2 separate regions of the Homo sapiens genome follow, and region 1 is linked to region 2. Evidence: read pairs that join two places in POLR2A ChIA-PET (ENCODE). Cell type or tissue: MCF 10A. All regions are shown on one strand. Links, peaks and the distances in the headings refer to the core of each region. The heading gives the core; the rest is flanking DNA. Region 1 has its middle 11 kb from the start of CD300A. Region 2 overlaps LOC101928343 (a long non-coding RNA gene).

Evidence for each region. Peaks named below come from ENCODE experiments on the same cell type or tissue, not always from the same donor. Only the 100,000 strongest peaks of a DNase experiment are listed, where the experiment ranks them.
Region 1: POLR2A ChIA-PET joins it to region 2 with 5 read pairs; 1 of 35 experiments calls an interaction of 5 or more read pairs at or near these places.

What each region holds. Positions count from the first base shown.
Region 1 is chr17:74,450,831-74,460,690 of GRCh38, forward strand. It overlaps a transcript of GPRC5C not described here. Among named protein-coding and RNA genes, the nearest start is that of CD300A, 11 kb to the right of the region's middle. RefSeq lists enhancers at 1,241-2,232, 2,233-3,223, 3,978-4,648 and a silencer at 3,123-3,482. In MCF 10A, for the core only: no CTCF peak of the experiment used is centred there; a DNase peak (open chromatin) is centred at 3,391.
Region 2 is chr17:74,600,830-74,611,563 of GRCh38, forward strand. LOC101928343 (a long non-coding RNA gene) reads left to right here. Exons shown (of 4, transcript NR_158152.1): 2 at 3,021-5,208; 3 at 5,592-5,797. It overlaps CD300E (CD300e molecule), which reads right to left. Exons shown (of 4, transcript NM_181449.3): 4 at 9,056-10,734. Among named protein-coding and RNA genes, the nearest start is that of CD300LD, 14 kb to the left of the region's middle. In MCF 10A, for the core only: no CTCF peak of the experiment used is centred there; DNase peaks (open chromatin) are centred at 4,102 and 4,792.

The sequences.
Region 1 (9,860 bases), core at 1,041-5,040, 150 kb before region 2:
GTGGGCCCTAAAGCTCAGTCCCCAGCCCAGCAGCACCTCTGGGTGCCGGGGTGGAGGATGACGACCAGAGCAGCTCTCTGGAGAGGTGCCCTGTAGTCAGTCCCACAGCTCTCTGGTGCTACCCCCGTCCCCAGCAGCCTGTGCCTTTGTCACTGGCATACTTTTCCAGAGCTAAATTGGGCGAGCAATCCCTGCAGAGTAGGATTGCAGCTCTGACTGTGGCCCCCGACCTCTCTGTGTTGCCTGTCGAAGTCCATGAACAGAATGTTATTTCCCTCCAGTGGAAGGGAAGCAGGGAGCTCTGTGGACCTCACGCTGCCCTTGGTCTAGCTTAGCGGCCCCAAGATCCCTTAGTGAATCAAGGCGCTGTGTTGCTTTCCTATGTGATAATTTCAAAGGAGTCCCCGGCAGGGCCTGATACCCAGAGGCTGCAGTCTCCAGTGGACGTGGGTGTGTGTATAGCCTGAGTCCTCTGGGGGTCTGCGCGTGAGGCTCAGGGAGGGATGGGATCCTAAAAGATGCAGGCCTGCCTGTATTCAGGAGTACCCACTGGCCCTGCTTACTCCCGCCCGGGCCAAGTGGAGAAGAAGTTAGATGAGTTCTTAGGAGGAGAGAGGCAGCTTCTTTGAGGTGGTCGAGTGGCATCACAAACAAGCGTTGAATGGAAAAAGACTAGAAGAGGCAGAGCCTGTCACAGGTTCACCATCATCCAGCCAACACTATGGGAAATCTCACACCCACCACTGTCAAACCGAGGACTTTGGACTTAATAACTGCTCAGAATTAAACGACCTTACCTTCCATGGGTGAGGGCTTACTGCCATTGAATTCCTGTGTGTTCATAAATTCTGGGAGTTACTAGTTTTTTTTTTTTTTTTTTAATTATTTTTAGAGACAGGGTCTTGCTACGTTGCCCAGGCTGGTCTCGAACTCCTGGCCTCAAGCGATTCTCTCATCTCAGCCTTCCATGTAGCTGGGATTCCAGGTGCCTGCTCCCCCACCCCCGACCCTGCCTCTGGGATTTTTTTCATGTGTATTTCCCTGCTAGACCTCTTGCTTTTTACACCAACAAATGCTGTTTGATTCCAACTAACCTTTTTCTCTGTTGGGGATTTATTTTAAGGGGAAAACCAGGCCTCCAAAAACCACTGAGCTCTCAACCCGTCAAGGCCAGAGAACTCTAACACCTACACAAGATGTGGGTGGGGAGGGAGGCGACCCCAAAAGTATCCCTGTTGCTGCCTGGCATGGCTGGAAGAGGCAGCCAGGATACCCATTGGGTGAAATTCTCAGTGCACAGAACCAGGGATGGCTGGTAAATCCCCTGGGCCATGAAGACCTGCCTGCCGAGTGCCTTTCCTGGCTTTCCAGTTTACTCATGGCCCTGCACTTGTTCGTCAGCCCCCCACAGCTCATAGAAGAGAGCAAGCAACAGAGGCTAAGTGCCTGCCCTGTGGGGGTGCTGCTTGGAAGGGTCTGTTGGCCCTCCAAGCCATTCTCGCCAAGGGCAGCATTTTCACTAGCCCCCGGAGGATGCGCCAAGGTCAGGCACAGGTGCCAGGAACCAGGATTTGTTTCCTGTCTGCCGTCTCCACTCTGGGCCCTCCAGGAAGCTGCAGCCCCTGTTCACAGCAGCTGCATGAATTATTTAGCATCTGCACCAGACCGGGAGTGCTCTGACCTCATCCTCCTTGGGCTCAGGGTGCGGTTCTGACCTCATCCTCCTTGAAAAAAGGTTGTTGATAGGCAGAGGCTGGAGCGGTGCGTCCCTCTGGGGTGCGGGTGATTAAAAGGGAGACACCAGTACCCTCAGAGAAGGAGGTGGGGAGCAGCGACCCATGCCCTTGTCGCAGGAGGCAATTCTGCAGCACGCAGAAAATATGACTTTGGAATCAGAGGCTGCGGGTTCACATCCTGGCTGTTAGTAGTTCTGTGACCTTCAGCAGCTCCCTTGGTCCTTCCTCAGTCTTCTCATCTGAAAAATGGGGGTACCAGCCCCCTGAGTTTGTGTTTGGTGTTCTGTCCCCTCCAGATAACCCCCACGAAAGTCACAGTCAAGGCAGAGCGTCCAGGCACCATCTGCCCAGTGTTTCCTGCCCAGACAAGCAGGTCTTCTGGCCAGATTTCAGTTTGGCACCTCCTGGTGCCACATCTTCCCTTCCCTCTATGCTGCCTCATGCCCTGGGTCCCCAGAGTGGGTGGCTTGGCAGGTTGCCACGATTGGAAGAGGATGCTAAGGAGAGAGACCCTTGGCAGTGCCCGCGCCCTGACTGGCAGGGGAGAAGGGCTAGCAGAGGCGTTAGGAGGGTCGCCAGGTGCACAGGAAGCCTAAGAAGCTAGGCTGAAGATCTGGGACGGAGCTGCTTTCTGCCAGCAAATGTCCACTGTCTACTGGGTGGACGGGAGGGAGTGGAGATGAGAGCGATCTGGTCTCTGCCCTCCTTTGCCAGGTCAGGCCTGAGGGCTGAAGTGGGAGTGGCCATGTGAGTCCCAGCAAATGCGTTTTGGGATTAAGCACGCAGGTGCCTTCAGCAAGCTTCCCCGGGTATCCCCTTCCCAAGCGGCACCTTCGTGGCAGGCAGGGCATCTCGGACCAGGGCCTGGCTCCAGCTAGCTCTGTGGCCTTGGACAGCTCCCTTGACCCCTCGCCCCCGCAAGGGTTTCCTCATCTGTAAAATACACCCCGATGTCTCCAGCTCTGTCTAAGCCCTGGAGTTGGTGTCCCCAGCAGTGGAGAGGGGACCTAAAGCCCCAGGGCTCTGCCGCAGATGCACCCCCAGGGGTTCCGACTCAAAGTCTGGAGCAGAACTGGGCAGACACAGGGTGACCGCCTGGCTGTGCTTTGGAGAGAGAAGTTGGGTCCCGTGGGGGTGAATGGGGCCGGTCCCAGACCGGTTGTCCGCCCCATCCGCCGACCCCTCACCTCCGCAGACTCCTCCAAGCCAGGGGCCTGGAAGTGGCTCCTTCTGATTCACCTAAAGGCAACGGTGGCTTGCCTCACCCCCAACTCCACCGACGGCAGGAGAGGGTCCGCGGGGGCCCGGGCCCAGGGAAGGTTTTACGCTCCGTCCTTAACCCAGCGTCCTAACCTGACCCGGCTGGGAGAGGGGGCGGGGCCCCGGAACCCCACCCGCAGACAGCCCACTCCCCCGCACGCACCTGGGTTGGGGGAGGTGGGGGGCGGTGGGGGGCAGTGAAGGTGGGGGGAGGTGGGGGTGGGCCCGAGCAGCCGGCGCGCCCACGTGCCTCTCCCGCGAGGGCCCGGCCACCCCAGCTCCAGCCAACCCGAGGCCGCCTCTCGTGCCCCACCCCAAGCCCCGCCCCGGCCCCTGCAACCCGATCCTCGCCGCGGGGCGGCGGCCGAAGCCAGCTGTCCCAGCTCCTGCTGTAGCCTGGGGGCCGGGCCGCCGCGCTCCGCCCATCCCCGCCCTCAGAGCTGGGCCTCGCAGCCGCTAGGGATTGCGGGGGCCGCATTTATCCCTGTGTCTCTCAGGCCCCGCAGAGACGGGGGTGGGGTGGGTGACGCCAGGGAAGCAGGCCCCTTTTCCCAAGGGAAGAATCCCCTTCCGGAGGCCCGCCGGGCCATGGAGTTTCCGCGGGTGGAGGTAGTGAGGCCAAGGGCACGGGGAGCCCTGTCGCTGCCTTACGTCTGGCTCTAGGCCGGGGTTCCTCGGCTCCACCAGCGACATTTGTGGCCGGATCGCTGTGTAGTGGAGCTGGCCCGGGAACTGCAGGATATTGAGCGGCATCCCTGACCCCCTCCACTGGATGCCAGGAGCACAGCCAGCCCCCTAACCCTACAACCACAAATGTCTCTGGACACGGCCAAACGTCCCCTGGGGGCAAACTCTCCGGGTGGAAACCCACTCCCCGAGGGTTTTTCGGTGGGCATTTGAGGCAGCCACACGGGCTGGGGGCCTGGAGCTCGAGGTCCCTGCAGCCAGGAAGCTGGTGCTGGCCTCCCCTTCTCCCCGGCGCTGCCAGCTGCTTCAGGCTGGCCTGGGAACTGTGACCCTTGGCCTGACAGTATTTCGGCAGCATGTGACCTGCCAGGCTTTCTCACCGTAGGGTGCCCCCACCCTGATGTGGGTGCTGGCACAGGGGATGCTGGGGACAAGCCCATCACTAGCAGTCAGGCCAGCTGGGGCACCGGAAAGAGACTCAGGCACTGGGTGTCCATGGGCAGCCTGAGGTTCCCAAGAGAAGCTGGGCTGAGGCCGCCGTGTGAGCCCAGGGGCTGTCCGGGCTGAAGGTCAGGGGGCATCCTGGCCCACAGGGTCCACCCCTTACGCGCACACACACACACACACACACACACACACGCACACACTGGGTGGGGCGTGGGAAAGACAAAAGGAGTCGGTCCCAGCTGGGGAGGATCCCGCCCTGTCCCTTCACCAGGCCCATTTGGGAGCGGTCATCAGAGCCAGGAAGGTGGTGAGAGGGCTGGGGCAGGGCACTGTTGGCCCCAACCCCCACTGCGTGCCACCCTGCCATGCAAAGCAGAATTTTCAGAAGAATCCAATTGCAGACTTAACGGGGGAGGTTTTAGTAGCTCCCCCTCCCCCTGTGTATTCACAATTGACTGTATTTGCATAGGAAATCTGGAAAGAGACAAAAGGCACCATAGCAGATGTTAAAGTGGACCATTGGGGGAGTTGGCCGGGGGCGTGGGGGGAAAGGGGGTCGGATGTGGGGGTGGGAATCCCCTGGTACCAAGCAGATGAGGGACAAGAAGATTTTTTCTGTCTCGTTTTGCTTTTTCTTTCTCTCCTTCCTTTCTCTCTTTTCCATAAAAATAAATTACATATTTTTAAAAAAAAATTCTTCTGAAAGAAAGAAAAGGGGCCAAAGGTAGCAGTGGCCCCCCACCAGCAGCTGCAGTGGCCTGCGACGTCCCTGCCCCAGCCTTCACAAAGACCAGACTGAGCTACCCTCGGCCACACTCCCTTTCCTCATCTCTCCCCCTGAGAAAGATGGGCCAACTTTTAGCCTGCCTAGATTTTCAACTCATTCTCTCCTTGGGAGGGTTTTCAAGGAGGCTGGGGCGGGGAGTGTGTGTTCATTGCATGTATGTGGCATGGGGCACCCACCCTCCACCCAGCCTTGCTGAATGATTCTTCGAAGGCTGAATTAGATTTACATCCGTGGAGCAGATTGGTGTGCTGTTTCTCAGCGTGTAGCTCATCATTATAAAACATGCTGTGTCCCATGGGGCAGACAGCAACAGACATGGGAATAGCATTTGGCTCATTAATTCATTCATTCATCAGGTTTTCATCCATATTTATCAAAGGCTGCTCCGTGCCATCATTCTAATTAACATCAATTCCCACACTGATCTCTCTCCTAGTATCCAAGTCTGTCTGGCACACAATTCTGTCACCTCCTCCAATCTGAGGCTTCCATCTCCACAACTCACTGCAGCCCGGTGTCCTGGGTCTCTGAGGGGAATCTCTTACTGTGTGTGCCAGTTCCTCAGCTACTTGACGGTGTCTGTAGATAGTGACCTGCTCTGAGGTCTGCAAGGGCAAAGTCACCCCCATCCCTGCATCTGTGTTCATGTCCCTGTGATGGGGATGATGGTTCACTGATGGGAACTTTGGTCACCTGGGGACAGCTGTGTCCTGGCTTTGAAAGTGAGGCTGGTTGGCCATGCATCATGGCTCACACCTGTAATCCCAGCACTTGGCAAGGCCAAGGCGGGGGAATTGATTGAGGCCAGGAGTTTGCGACCAGCCTGGCCAACATGGTGAAACCCTGTCTCTACTGAAAATACAAAAATTAGCCGGGGTTGGTGGTGCTCACCTGTAATCCCAGCTACTTGGGAGGCTGAGGCAGGAGAATCGCTTGAACCCAGGAGGTGGAGTTTGCAGTGGGCAGAGATTGTGTCACTGCACTCCAACCTGGGTGACACATTGAGACTCTGTCTCAAAAAAAAAAAAAAAAAAAGGAAAGAAAGTAGGCCAGGGAGATGGCCGGCCTGGGTTGCGGTGGGGGACTCTCTCCTTTGGTCATAGTCAGAAAGGTTAAGAGGGTGCTCTCCTGGGCACCCGTGAAGTGCCAGGTGTTCTCATAACCCCCGTGCACTCCAGTTCGTAAACTTGTCTGATTCTAGAAATCATCTGAATGCATTTGTTAAAATGACAGATTCCCAGTCCCCAACTGGAGAGACGCCTTATTCAGCTGGTCCGAGGCAGGCCCCAGAATCTGCATTCTCAGCCAGTACCCAAGGTGTTTGTTACATCAGTCAAACTTGGGCCCCACTACTGTAGGGGAGGCTGAGATGGGTTAATGCTGCCTCCACCACTGCCTGGGGGAGTCGGGAGAAGGAGCTGGGTGATTGAGTGACCAGGAGGCCTTTCAAGTCATCACCTTCTCACCTTTTCAGTGGTGGAGGTGGGAGCTTGTGTAGGGACTGTGGTGCAGGGTTGGGGTAGGAGAGAGAAGAGTCAAGAGATCTAAGGCTGTGGTCCCCCAGCTTCCCCCATGACTGAGGACCCATTTGAGGACAGGCTGGACGTTTTTCTGTATTTTTCAAGGGTTCTGTTCACTCTCCTTCCCGAATTCCTCAAGGGGGAGGGTGAGCAAGTGGGCTGAGAAGGAGGCACGGGGCTGGTGTCCAGGATCCCCGGGCCACTGTCTCCGGCCGTTTCCCTGCGTCTGATAGAAGGGGCCCCTTCCTACCCAGGCCCCTGGGATTTCTGCCTCTCACCTTTTAAGGCAATCCTTTGTTTTCCCGTCTTTGTTTACATGTTTCCCATGAAACCATGAGCTCCTGAAAAGGACATATTGCGGTATTTTTATCTTCATGTCCCTATCTTTGGACCCAGTGCCTGGCTCAATGGGGGCAGCCATTAATATTTGTTGAACAAATTGGCAGTGCCTGGGCACTGAGCGCCACCTGGCGGCGTTAGCGGGCATGGTGGTGCTTAGATATCAGTTGGAGCGGCGGACCTAGGGGGACGCGTCCTGGTCCCCTGGTTTGGGGCGGCCCGTCCAAGTGTGAGGTCATGTAGGGGTGGGGTAGGGGTCCCTGAACAAGGTCTGGTGGGGAGGCGAGGGGTGGGCCTTTGAAAGCTGTGACTCTCTCAGGATAACAAGGGGCAGGTGGGAAAGGAAGCCATGGACGCTCGGGATGGAGAAAGAAGAGGTCTATTCAACCATCTATTCATTCATTCATTTATTCACTTTCAGAACCAACTTTATGGGCAGGATTCAGCAGGAGGCTGGGACTTGTCATGCTGAGTCCTCCCTGAAGGGACTCCCTCCTTGTCTGCAGAGAGCTTAGGTAGTCCGGGGTTGGAGAATATCTATCTCCCTGAAGTGGAATGGCCAGCCGACTTCTGCACTTCCTCCACCCCGTCCTATGCACGGTCTGGTGTCTGAAACCTCTTTTCTCCCACTGCAGTGCCCTCCCACCCTCCCTCTTCCTCAGGGCGTGGAATCTCTGCCAGGGCTCCACTCATGGACTCAGGCATGGATGTTTTTATTATTCTTCTTTAGAGACAGGGTCTCCATGTGTTGCCCGGCCAGTCTAGGACTCCTGGGCTCAAACCATCATCCTGCTTCTGCCTCCTGACTGGCTGGGATTGCAGGTGTGGGCCACCATGCCTGCCCCCAAAGGCCCCCGAAGAATTTTCATGTGCACCCAGGCTTGAGACTTCTGCCAGAATCTGTGTAAGCAAATGTGGTCAGCGGGACCGGGAAACTGCATCGGAGTTATGTCTCTTTCTGCTTCACCCCACAGAGCTCTCTCCAGGTCGCTGCTGTTTTTGCTACACCCTGAGTCCCCACCCCAACATATACACTCTGACCTCCTGCGATGGTTGATATTGAGTGTCAACTGGATTGGATGGAAGGATGCAAAGTATTGTTCCTGGGTGTGTCTATGAGGGTGTTGCCAAAGGAGATTAACATTTGGGTCAGTGGACTGGGAAAGGCAGACCCAGCCTCAATCTGGGAGGGCACCATAAAAGCAGGTATGTAAAGAGCAGACTGGCTGAGTCTTCCAGCCTCCATCTTTCTGCTGTGCTGGATGTTTCCTGCCCTCAAACATTGAACTCCAAGTTCTTCAGCTTTTGGTTCTTGGACCTGCACCAGTAGTTTGCCAGGGGCTGTTGGGCCTTTGGCCACAGACTGAAGGCTGCACTGTCAGCTTCCCTGCTTTTGAGGTTTTGGAACTTGGACTGGCTTCCTGGCGCCTGTGCTTGCAGATGGCCTGTTGTGGGACCTCACCTTGTGATCGCGTGAGTCAATACTCCTTAATAAACTCTCCTTTATATCTACATCTATGTTAGTTCTGTCCCTCTAGATAACCCTGACTAATACACCCCCAAAACTACCCATGATAAAAGTTGACTCTCCTATTCTCTAGAAGCTAGAGATCTGAGCAGTATTTATTTATTTTTTATTGTTTGAGATGGAGTCTTGCTCTGTCACCCAGGCTAGAGTGCAGTGGCACGATCTAGGCTCACTGCAACCTCTGCCTCCTGGGTTCAAGCAATTCTCCTGCCTCAGTCTCCCAAGTAGCTGGGATTACAGGTGCCTGCCAACATGCCCGGATAATTTTTTGGTATTTTAAATAAAGACAGGGTTTCACCATGTTGTCCAGGCTGGTTTCAAACTCCTGACCTCAAGTGATCCACCCGCCTCAGCCTCCCAAAGTACTAGGATTACAGGTGTGAGCCACCGCGCCCGGCCACTCAGCAGTATTTAAGGTTGCAACCTTGGGTTCCTGCACCCATGGCCAAAACACATGTTCACAAAGGGGTCACTGCCAGCTGGTAGCCCTGGGGCAGTGTCCCTTGAACCCAGAGCCTTAAGGTAAAGCATGTAACCTTACTCAGGGCAGGGGAGGGAGGCTTGAAACCCAGGTTCCTGTCTTTGTCCTCTCAGTCCTAGAGGCAAGGCAGGCGTTCCCCAACTCCCCACCTGCACCCTAGCCCCTCCCCTCTCCTGGAACAGTCCAGCGGAGGCAGGCAGTGGAGTCACGGTGCTGCAGCCTGCTTACGCTAATGCCGCAGCTGGACAGTCCCAGGTCAGCCTCAGGGCTACAGGCCTTCTTGGGCATTGAGAGCCCCCTGGGTCTCCTCGACTGCCAACCAGGAGCCCAAGAGACCACAGAGGCCAAGCCGTGGCACCCTTGGTCCCTCCTGGGTGGCCTGGTCTGAAGGCTGGGCTCTGTGCCATTTCCTCCTCTGTGACATCTTTTTAAACATTTTTATAATTTTTTTAGAGACAGGGTTTCTCTCTGTCTCCCAGGCTGGAGTGCAGGGGCACAATCATAGCTGTCTGCAGCCTCCACCTCCCGGGCTCAAGCGATCTCTTGCCTCCGTCTCCCAGAGTGTTGGCATTACAGGCTTGAGCCACTGCGCCCAGCCCTCCCCTGTGACTTCTGCCTCTCTCTCTCCTTTCATCCACTCTTCCTCTCCCTTGGAGGGCTTCACCCTCTGGAGCCTTCAGATAATCTTCCAAAGGGGCTGGAGGCTTCCCCTGTTCCTGGTCTACTGGCTGGGGGATCTGGAAGGATCCGCATACAGATGCCTCTCCACTTCTAGACATGCAGAGATAGGAACAGATTTGCCTGTCCAAGAAAGCAGGCAGTTCTAGCAGCCAACATCAGATGGCAACAGGGGCTGCTTGTGATTAGCCAGTTTAGACTTTGCCTGGGTTCCAAGGAGAGCAGCTTCTTTAGGGGGCTGCCGACTGCACCCCTTGCTGGCTGCTGGGTCCCACTGCCTGATTTGCATCCCCTGGCTCCAGCCACTTTGGGAGTTAGGAACAGGACTGTGGGACCCCCCTCAAGCACCTCCCCACAACCCGCCTGCTCCAGGGCTAAGTTTCACCATCTGGCTCAC
Region 2 (10,734 bases), core at 2,933-6,932:
GCTGAACCAACCCTTCAGGGAGGGGAATAAGGGCTTAAGTCCATCAAGCAAGGAAGAGACAACTTCCTGGGCAAAGGGAGCAACTTGTGCAAAGGTATGGAGACAAAAATAGCATGGTGCTTAGGCAAAGAAAAACAACTGTGCACTGAGTGTGTGCACAGGTGTGTGAGTGTTGGGGGTGTGTGTGTGTGTGGGGGTGTGGGTGTGTTTGGTTCCATGAAACTTTATCACATGTGCAGACTCACAGGAGAGGGTTTTTAGGGGTGTGGGGTGCAGTGCCAGTGGGCGGAGGAGTTGGGGGAAGCCAGGATGTCTACCTGTTCAGCTCTGGGATTTTAAAATAAATCGGTGGCTGGCCGGGCGCGGTGGCTCATACCTGTAATCCCAGCACTTTGGGAGGCCGAGGAGGGCAGATCACCTGAGGTCGGGAGTTCAAGATCAGCCTGACCAACATGGAGAAACCCTGTCTCTACTAAAAATACAAAATTAGTCGGGCGTGGTGGCGCATGCCTGTAATCCCAGCTACTCGGGAGGCTGAGGCAGGAGGATTGCTTGAACCCAGAAGGCGGAGGTTGCGGTGAGCCGAGATCGCACCATTGCACTCCAGCCTGGGCAACAAGAGCAAAACTCCGTCTCCAAATAAATACATAAATACATAAATAAATAAAATAAACTGGTGGCTGCAGTGAGAGCCAGGGATTGGTGGGGAAGTGGGTGTCACCTCAGGGCAAAGGAGGGAAGGTTTCCAAAATGAGAGGGTGTTCAGTGGTCGCTAGGATGGCGCATGAACAGACCACTGTGTTGGGCAGTTGGAGCCCTCAGGAGAACTTTGTCAGAGGGGTGACAACAAAAGAAATACTGCCGGGGAATTAAGGAACAAATGGATGTGAGAATTTGACAATTTGGGGGCTGAGGATAAAGGCTCCTGGTTGGTCCCCAGGGAGGTGCCGGAAGCCCTGGGCAGTGCCCAGGGAGGGAAGATCTGGACGTTGGGTTCTGTCTTCCAGAGTATTTCTCCATCTATGGTCCTAGAGCTGTGTGGGGCACAGAATGGGACTCACTGACAGTGCAGTGTCATTATGACCAAGGCTGGGAGACCTACAGCAAGTAGTGGTGCCACGGGAAGGACTGGCAGTCCTGCAAAATCCTCATTACAATCACAGGATCAGAGCAGACAGCGGAGAGAGACCGAGTGTCCATCAGGGACGATCAGAAACATATACCCTAAAACTTAAAGTATAATAATAATAAAATTTAAAAAAAGAAAAGAAAAGAAAAACCGTGTGTTCACCATAACCATGAAGATGCTCTGGAGGTCCGACACTGACACCTACTGGTGTGGGATTGAGAGGACAGGCACTGACCTTGGGGTCCAAGTTGAAGTGACCATTTACCCAGGTCGGAGCAGCTCCCTCCTGTACCAAACTCTGGTGCTGACCCGAGAGGATTCAGTGATGCTGTCTTGACATTGTCCTGGGACTACGTGTGTGCATGGGCTTGTGTGTGCTTGTGTGTGCCTGTGTATGTGTGCCTGGGCTTGCCCGTGTCTATATGTGTGCTGTGCATAGATGTATGTGTACGAATGGGCCCGTGTGTGTCTGTGTGTACATGTCTGTGTTTGTGGGCCTATGTGTGTGCATGTGCATGTGTGTGTGTTTGGGGGGAGGGGTTACACCAAGATTCTGGAAAGACTGGAAGACAGAGCAAGCCTCAGTATCTCTGTATGTCTCTATCTGCTATTATCAGAGGGAGCCAAGCAGAACTGGGTCAGCTTGGGCAGGCACAGTGCAGGGTAAGAAAGAAGGCAGGTTCTCTTCTGCAAGTCACTTGGGGCAACCCGTGCCCCCTCAGAGCAGCCCCAGCCTGACGGGAGGACTTGTCAGGTGTACAGGGAGGGGAATGCAAGAAAATCGCAATCCCAGAAGTCTCAGCTCCAGGACAAGCATGTAGTGACCAAGAGCCCATTGGTGACCCTCTCCTTGGAGCCACCTCTCTCTCGTCCTCTCCCACCTCTGGTGACATATGGACAAAGGAAGGCATGGGAGACTCTGACCCATTCCTGAAAGAGGGAAAAACAGAACCCGGCATAGTGCAGAGCCCTCCCACAGGCCTCCCCTGGCTGCCCCGAGCCTTTGAGGATACTGAGAACTCACAACAGGGGGCTCCTAGAAAGAGAGTCCGGCTGTCATCCTCACTCCACAGCCCAGCCCCCAGAGCCATCAGTGTCATCTCCGCCGTGGGCACCAGAGAAACTGTCAGCTCCCCATGCACATGCATAGATGCTGCAGCTCAATCATATATCTGTTACTTGTGGGCCCATTTACAAGGCAGGGAAAAGTCCTTTTCAGCTTAGTATATGCGGATGTGGTGTGCCTGTGTGTGTGTGCAGTGGGGAAGTCTGGTTTTAGAATGTTTCAGAAATTGACTTAAAAAGAGAACAAAGGCATGAGTGGAAGGAAAGGAGGAGCTGGGGGAGAGTCGGAGGCTGCAACCCTCCAAGCCTAGTGAAATAAGGAAGCTTTGGGGAGGCAGGAAAACTTCAGCTGGAAACAGATGCTCTGCCCAGCTGCAGGGGAGAGGAGTCCTGAGTCCCCAGGCAGGGCCCAGGGAGGGGCAGCTGGCTCTGAGGGTCACTTTGCTACACAGCAGGCAACAAACAGCCTGCTGGAGCCCAGGCTGAGACTCAAGAGAAGGGCTGGCTGGCTCTGATGTAGAACTTCAGGGAAGCAGAGTGTGGTTCTCAACGCTCAGCTGTGCAACGCAGGACTCTGGGACTAAGTTGAATATTTGTAAATTGCCTGCATAGCTTCTCGCCACAAGTCCTTCCCAGGTGGTGCAGTGATGTTTGTTTGTAAGTGAAATAATATTACATTTTAGGTAAGATACCAAAAAGATACAAAACAAAACAACTGTAGTGCTAAGACTAAATGCTTCACGATCCTTGGAGGGGTAAGAGGTGACGTGAGCCACGGGGAAGCCACCTAGGTCACCCTCAAAACTATCCTTTGCATGTCCCACAGCAACTCCAAGAAAACAATCTGAACCTAAGACAACAGACGCAGCTGCACCTGGGACAGCAGACACAGCTGGGCCTGGGACAATGGACACAGCTGTACCTAGAAAAGCAGAAACAGCTGTGCCTGGGAAAAGGAACACAGCTGTGCCTGGAACAGCAGACCCAGCTTCACCTGGGACAGCAGACACAGCAGAACCTATGAGAACAACCACTCCAACAGTTCTGGCCTCCTGGCCTTCTCTCACCCAGAGCACCAACAGCACCCAGCCCACGGCTCTTACCAGCCCCCTCACCAGGTGAGCAGAGCTGGGCTCCCACAGACCTTTCCCTAGGCTGCCCCATGACTGCTCCTTCAGATGCTCTCACCAGGGACCCTCATGTGGCGCTCGTCAGGGGAGAAACAGTGAAGTCTGTAGTGGGCCTTCCCCTCCCTGTCTACACCTGAGCACTGCAGGAGATTCTCCCTGATGAGCTGCAACAGGCTGAGCTCCAGAGAGCAGGCTCTGGGCTCCATGCTTCACCGAGTCCCTCAAGCCCCAGGAGGCAAAAGCGAGGTGAAGCTTTGGGTGCTCTGGAAGGGCAGCTGTCTGGGTGGCTTTCCTGTGGCTGCTGTAACTGATCGTTACAAACTTTGTGGCTTAAAACAACACAGTCTCATGATCATACAGCTGTGGAGACCAGAAGTCTGAAATGGGTCTCACTGGGCTGAAATCAAGGTGTTAACAGGGCTGGTTCCTTCTAGAGGCTCCAGCGGAGGGCCTGTTCCCTTGCCTTTTCCAGCTTCTGGAGGCCACCCGTGTTCCTTGGCTCATGGCCCCCTCCTACCCAAAGCCAGCAAAGGTCGGTGGAGTCTCCCACAGAGCATCGCTCCACTGTCTCTCCTGCCTCCCTCTTTCATTTATAAGGACGCTGGTGATTCCACTGGGCTCAGCCAGATGATCCAGGATAATCCACCCTGGGTCACCTGACGAGCAGTCTCAAATCCACCCACTGCCTTAATTCCCCCTTGCATGTAATAAAACATATTCACAGGCTTTGGGGTTATGACATCGTGGGTGGGGTTCACTATTCTGCCTACCACAGTCACAGGCAGGGGTGTGCCCATCGCTCCAACTCTCCAGCCAAGGCTAGGGAAGGGCAGGGCGGGAGAGCGGGAAGCTGGGCCTCTTGCTTTTCTTTCACATTCCCAGCATGGTAGATGGGTGTGGACATCAATCCGAAGCCCACCTCCTTTCGAGGGATCAATAGGATGTCTCATCACCGCGCAAATGCGGCTGCCCCTGTTTAACCCCATCACAGCCTGGTGCTTCAGGATCCCTCAAAGTCCAGGGTCAAGGCCCATTCTCTCCCTGGATCCTGCCTTCCCTGCTCCACCGGCTCCCTTCTCCAGCCCAACTCCGTTCCTTTCAAAGGGTCTTGTTCCCTGGAGCCTGCCAGCACCGATCCTGTGTTCCCTAGGAGTCCGGAAGAGGCGAGGCACTGGGGATGCTTCCTGACCTGGCCTTCGTCTCGCTCCACTGTTTGCAGAGCGGTTGTTCTGCTGAGTGGGGATGGCAGTGCCAGGACTTCTAGCGAGACGGGAGAGGCACAAGGGGAAACTTGGCGGGAAGAGACCAAGGGTGCGGCGGCTCCACGGGGAGTGGAACTTGCAAGAAGAACACAGTGGTTTAAAGGGTATTTTTAGGATGTGCAATATGGCAGGCCTGCTCTCACTCAAGAAAACTCTGAGTTAAATTCACATGACTCATCACTGCTTCCATGCCCTGGGCTGGAGGCCAGCTTCGGGGAGAGAACAGGGATGGCCTGAGGGAAAGGGCCCTGGCACTGGGTGTAGGGGAGTGGATGAGGAATAAGACTGGGGAATCAGACTCTTACACGCTGATGGGGACTCCCCAGAACCCACTCGTTTAGCTAGACCAAATATTAAACATGTGGGTGATATGAGGCAGCAGGTCTCAGATCTGCTGTCATAAAGTGGGTCCAAGCAGGAGGAGACCCCTCCCAGGAGAACCAAATAGATAAATAGCCAGGTTGTTAGAAGTGGGGGAATCTTCCTGTGCTTCAAAGAGGTAATAATAATTAGATTTGAGCTTGAAAGATGGGCAGAAGTGACAAAGGGAGACACAAGGCAGAGAGAGGAGCAGAAGCAGGAATACAGGACACAGCAGACCCTCGAGCTTGGCGGGACACAGGTGAGTAGCAGGGACTGTGGGAAAGAAGACCAAAGGCAGGCCTGGCTGGGTGCAGTGGCTCACGCCTGTCATCTCAGCACTTTGGGAGGCCAAGGCAGGAGGATGGCTTGAGCTCAGTAGTTCAAAATCAGCCTGGGGTATATAGCGAGACGCCATCTCGGCAAATAATGTTAAAGGCTGGGCAGTCACGGCCAAGGGCAGCGAAGGGGCCGGGCCCCAGACTGAGCCTGTGGGAAGGCCACTGGAAGCTCAGCCTCCGGGTGGCATGACTTTGCCCCTTGCATGGGGCTTCCCTGGTTGGGGACCAGGCAGCTGACCAGGGTGGCAGGTGTTGGCTCAGGGAAGAGGCTGCTCACTCTTGGCATCTTGACCCCTTTGTCCAGGATCCTGCTCTGCAACATCCACTTCCTGCTCCCGATCTCCCTGAAGGGGCTGCTGCTCGTGGGCCTGCTCTGCACTGTGCTGCAAGTGAGCAGTGCTAAGGGGGCCTCCAGGGGGAAATAAAGTCACAGCCTGAGCCGGGGAACCGCAGCTCCCACACCATCAACACCCTCGGAGGGGGCAAGCAGAACCTCTGGCCTCCTATCAGGTAATAAGCAGCAATTGCAGTTCCCCAGGAGACAAGGGTCCCTGCAGAGATGAAATATCCCTCATCCTGGCCTCAGGAAGGCAATCCCACTCCCAGCTGGCTCTGCACAGCACAGGGATGCTGACGGGGCCTCTCTGCCTTCTGCCACCTCTGCCTCAGGAGCAGATAAAAGAAAGGACATCCCCCTTGCACACTGATTCCTTGGAGGCATCTGCATCTCACCTTCATGGATCCTCCCTCAGGCCTCCTTTCCTTGTGGCTCCAGGATGACCCTGTCAGAGATACTGGACTATCGTTCAGTTGCAGAGGCCCCAGGGCCTGTCTGGACTTTTCCATCCCAAGAGGGGCTCGGCTCTATCCCCTTTGTGCCTGTGACCCTCTCCATCCCCCACCCGGCTCAGAACTGGCACAGCCACCACCAACCACTCCTGATTCAACCCAAGCTTCGCCCTTTCCACCTCTCGAGCTGTGCAACAACAAATGCAGGATGCTCAGCCCTCATGTGTCAGTCCCCTCAATTCACTTGTAATTAAATAACAACACACCTCTTTTTCTAATTTTCAAAGGTGTATATATTTCCCCTCAATAAAGTTGTTAGGATTATTTTTCTCTTCCACTTACATTCTTCCTGAACTCTGCCTGCTCTTTTTTCTTCCATATTTTACTTTAAATACTTTTTTTTGAATTACTATATTTCTTTTCTTAGCTCCTTTTTTTGGAGAGATCTTGTTGTCTTAACTTCTCTAAGAAGGAGGGGAATTTTCCATCTGAACTCTTCCTCTATTGCCTTGAGCACTTCCTCTCCTGAGACGGGTTCTTCAACTGCCATTTGCTAGTGTTCATTTCTTCTCCTTGATCTCATCAGCTGTGAACAGGTGCTGGTGTGCTTTATAACTTTTCTCTGAATGAGGTTGAAGATTGGCCAAGAGTAGTGTCAGGAGCCATGGAGGCAGAGCCATGGAGGGCAGAGCATGGAGGGCAGAGTGTGGAAGGCAGAGCCATGGAGGGCAGAGGGTGGAGGGCAATGTGGAGGGCAGACCGTGGAAGGCAGAGCCATGGAGGGCAGAGCATGGAGGGCTATTGACACAGTGGAAAGTTTGTTTTCGGGAACACTCACCACTTGCCACATCTTGACTACCTGTGTCCATATGGTTCATGTGTTGAGAAAGGGCAAGACCTCAGGCTCCAGCAGCCTGCATGCTGCTAAGCATAAGAGAACAGCCTGTGTTGTTGCAATGTGAACCATGGTCACACAGGCTGGTTGCTATTGTCATCTGGAGGCTTCTTCACCCACGAGTCTGGAGCATGGGCTGGGGTGATCCAAGACAGCTCTGCTGGGACTGTTGCCCAGAGACCCTACATGTGGCCTCTCTGTGACAGCTGGGTTCTAAAAGGGAATATCTGCAGACCTTCCAGAGGGCAAGCGTTTCAATAGACTGAAGAGGGAGCTGCAGGGTTTCTTCTGACTTAGCCTTGGAAGCCATACGGAGGCCCTCTTGCATTCCCCATGGGGGCAAATATTGGTTCTTGCAGGGTGGAAAAATATTTTTACTCTTTCTAGATACAAAACAGAGATATAGATGGATGGATGGATAGATAGATAGATAGGTAGATAGATAGATAGGTAGGTAGGTAGATAGATAGATAGATAGATAGATAGATAGATAGATAGATAGACAGGTGAATGGATGGATGTACAATACATCTTTGGTATTAACATTTCATGAGGGGAGATATTTAGGGATATTCTTTTTTTAGGGATATTCATTGTTATCTTAGGATAACAATGAAAAAATGTTGAGAAACACTGTTCTAGTCCACAAGTTGAAACAGTCACAACCCAGCCAGACCCAAGGGGAGGGGACCTAAGCCACAACTCTTCATGGAAGGAGTATCAAGAAATTTGCAGCCATGTTTTTAAACTGCCTTGTGGAAGAATCATAATGTAGCGCCTTCATGTCACATATAAGAATAGCGGGACGTGAAGGGGTGAAGCCACCTGGTCCCCAGTCACAAGGCCAGAGAGCAGAGTTGATTCTGCCTCTGAATGGCAGCCTGGAGCTGGCCCACACAGCATCCCTGCAGGCCCATCTGTGCACTTTAGAAGGTCACTTCCCAAGCCTGCTGGGGGCACCATATGGTCCCAAGAATAAAAATGAGGCCCTGAAACACCTATCCTTTACTCAGAGGTCACAGTCCAGCAGCCATTACTTGCACAGACATGTCTTGTTTGGGTTCAGTGGGTGAATGGTTAAACAAATTATTTTACACCCATGCAATGAAATCCTGCTGAGCAATAGGAAGGAATCAGCTATTGGTTGTGGTAAGTGCAACCACTTGTATGGATCTCAAGGCTCAGTGAATTAAAAAGTCAATCTCAAAATATTACATACTGCATAATTTCATTTGTCCTCAAAAGGATGACACTGTAGAGATGGAGAACAGATTAGTGGTTTCCAGGGGACAGGAATGGGATAAGGGTGCAAATACAAGGGACAGCATGAGGGAGATCCTTGTGATGATGGATTGGTTCTGTATTTTGACGGGGGTGGTAGTTACCTGGATCTGTAAAATTGCATGGAACTCTACACAAACATATCCATAAACCAATGTATGTTAAAAACGGTGAAAACTGAACAAAGTCTGCAGTCTAGCTAACAGTATTGTAACAATGCTGGTTTCCTGGTTTGGGTCTTGTCCTACAGTTATATAATACATCACCATTGAAAGACACTAGATGAAGGATTCACAGGACTCTATGTTATATTTGCAATGTTAAGCCTATAATCATTTCAAAATAAAAGTTTCAAAAATTAAAACCTCCAGGGGCTCCCTATGGCCTCCAGAACACAATTCAAACTTCTTGGTCTGCCATGAAGCCCTTTCAGACTGAGGCTCCAGCCCCATATCTCACTCCTCCCTCACATGCACTCTGCACACATGGTAATGGTAACGTAGCTCCTGAAGGTCCTGGTATCCACCATGCTCTATGACTCTTCCCTACCATTGTCTGGGACAATCATCCCCCAGTCTTCTGCCCTATTTTTATAACTCAAGCCCTCAATTTTCCTTCTCCGCTTGGCCCTCATGGGAGTGCCTCCCTTCTGTGCCCCCACAGAGCACTGTGCAGAACCCTGACACAAATTCTAACACACCGCATCGCTATTGTTAGTCTACATCTTAGACTTCCCTTCTAAAGGAGTAGGGACTCTGCATAGTTTAAGTCCTTATCTGTAATGCCCAGAACAATGCACCATAGACACACAATAAAAGTTTATTGAATGAATGAGTAAATAAAGGGAAAAAAGAAAGGAAGAATAGGGGAAAAAAAGGGAGTAAGGGAGAAGGGAAAATTCAAAGCATGGAGAAGCCACTGTTTGTTTCTCCTGCACCTGCTGTCTGCCATCTGTCTACTCTTTCTTAACTCTTCTCTTCTGGCTTCTGCTGTCATTGCTCTGTTGATCTGCTCTTCTGAACTTCATTAGTGACCTTGTGAATGATAAGTTCAATAGCCTCCTCTCAATCCCGGTCCTCCTCCACCTCTCTAGCTCTGCTCTCCTCCTTGAAACATTCATGGCTCTTGACTTCTCATCTTCCACCTGTTTGATTCTGCTCCAGCACCTTGATCAATGTCTTCCTCCTACCCTTTGTCTTTAAATGCAGGTGCCCCGAGGGCTCTGTCCTTGGTTCTGAACTCTTCCCTCCATGTTTTCACTTCTTGCTGGGTTCCAGTTAATCTCTCTACACACATTCCTCTCCAGCCCTCAACACTCTGCTAACCCACATCTCTAGCTATCTGCTAGACCTCTCTGCCTGATGATTCCAAACACACAGAAAACTAAGCTCTGCATCATCCAAGCCTGCTCTTGACTTTCCTACTTCTGTCAATGATGCCCGATTCCTCTGGTTTTCCAGGCTTAAGACTCCGGACTCCCAGATTCTTCCTTTCAGACTTTGCTACATCTGCTAGGCAAGTCCTCCTAAAGCACATCTGCAATCCCATCTTGTTCTGCTCAAATCCATCCCACCATAGCTAATCAAAGTTTAAGTAAGAGTTGAGTCCTAAGCCTCCTGAACCTGCCACCACCTGAGTTCTTCTAGATTAGTTCCATCTGGCCTGCCACAGGAAAATTTCACTCCATTGGAATCTTAGACACATCCTACCATGAGCATCTGTATGTGAACAGTACAGTCCATTTGCTGATAGGTCTTCTATAAGTGACTATTGTTATGAAGATTATTTCCCGCCTCTCTGCTTTCACTTATGCTGTTTCTCTGTCCTCTCTCTCTCCCTGTTGCTCCATCCCTGCTCCGCTGAAATCCTATACCTCCTTCAACATCAACATGAATGTCACCTTCTTTCCCTGACCTGGCCAGCTTGGCATGATATTCTCCTCACCAACCCCCTGACATCAGGAAGCATCTCTTGTGGCTCTAGAGTTCTTCCTATGCTGTAATGACTTGGGAGCTTATCCTTCTCATAAAATGAATCATAAGCTCCTTTCTTGCTCATCATCATATTTCCCGGGTTAATATAATTAATATGGGCCTTGTTAGATTGAATTTCTCTTTCAGCATGAGTCCTGGGCCAGCCCCATCTTTCCCCTAGTCACCATGCATGATGGAGCTGGGAGCCCCACCAGAGCTCAAGTTCAGAGCACGGCAGCTCTGCCTAAGCACTCGGCACTCAGAGGGTCACTCCATGTGCTCTGGACACTGGCATCACTAGCTCAGGATGAGCTCAGGCCTGGGGGCAGAGGGGGAGCACTGGTCCAGATGTAGGTAGCAAGTGGAGATGGTGATGCTTGCTTGTGGCAGACTGTGGGAGTCCTCCCCACAAACTTTAGGGAAACAGAGTAATTGACAAACATTCAGAAAACCAACTGAGCTCATTCCCGAGCCAGGGGTCACCAGTAGTGGTGATAGCACTGTGCACT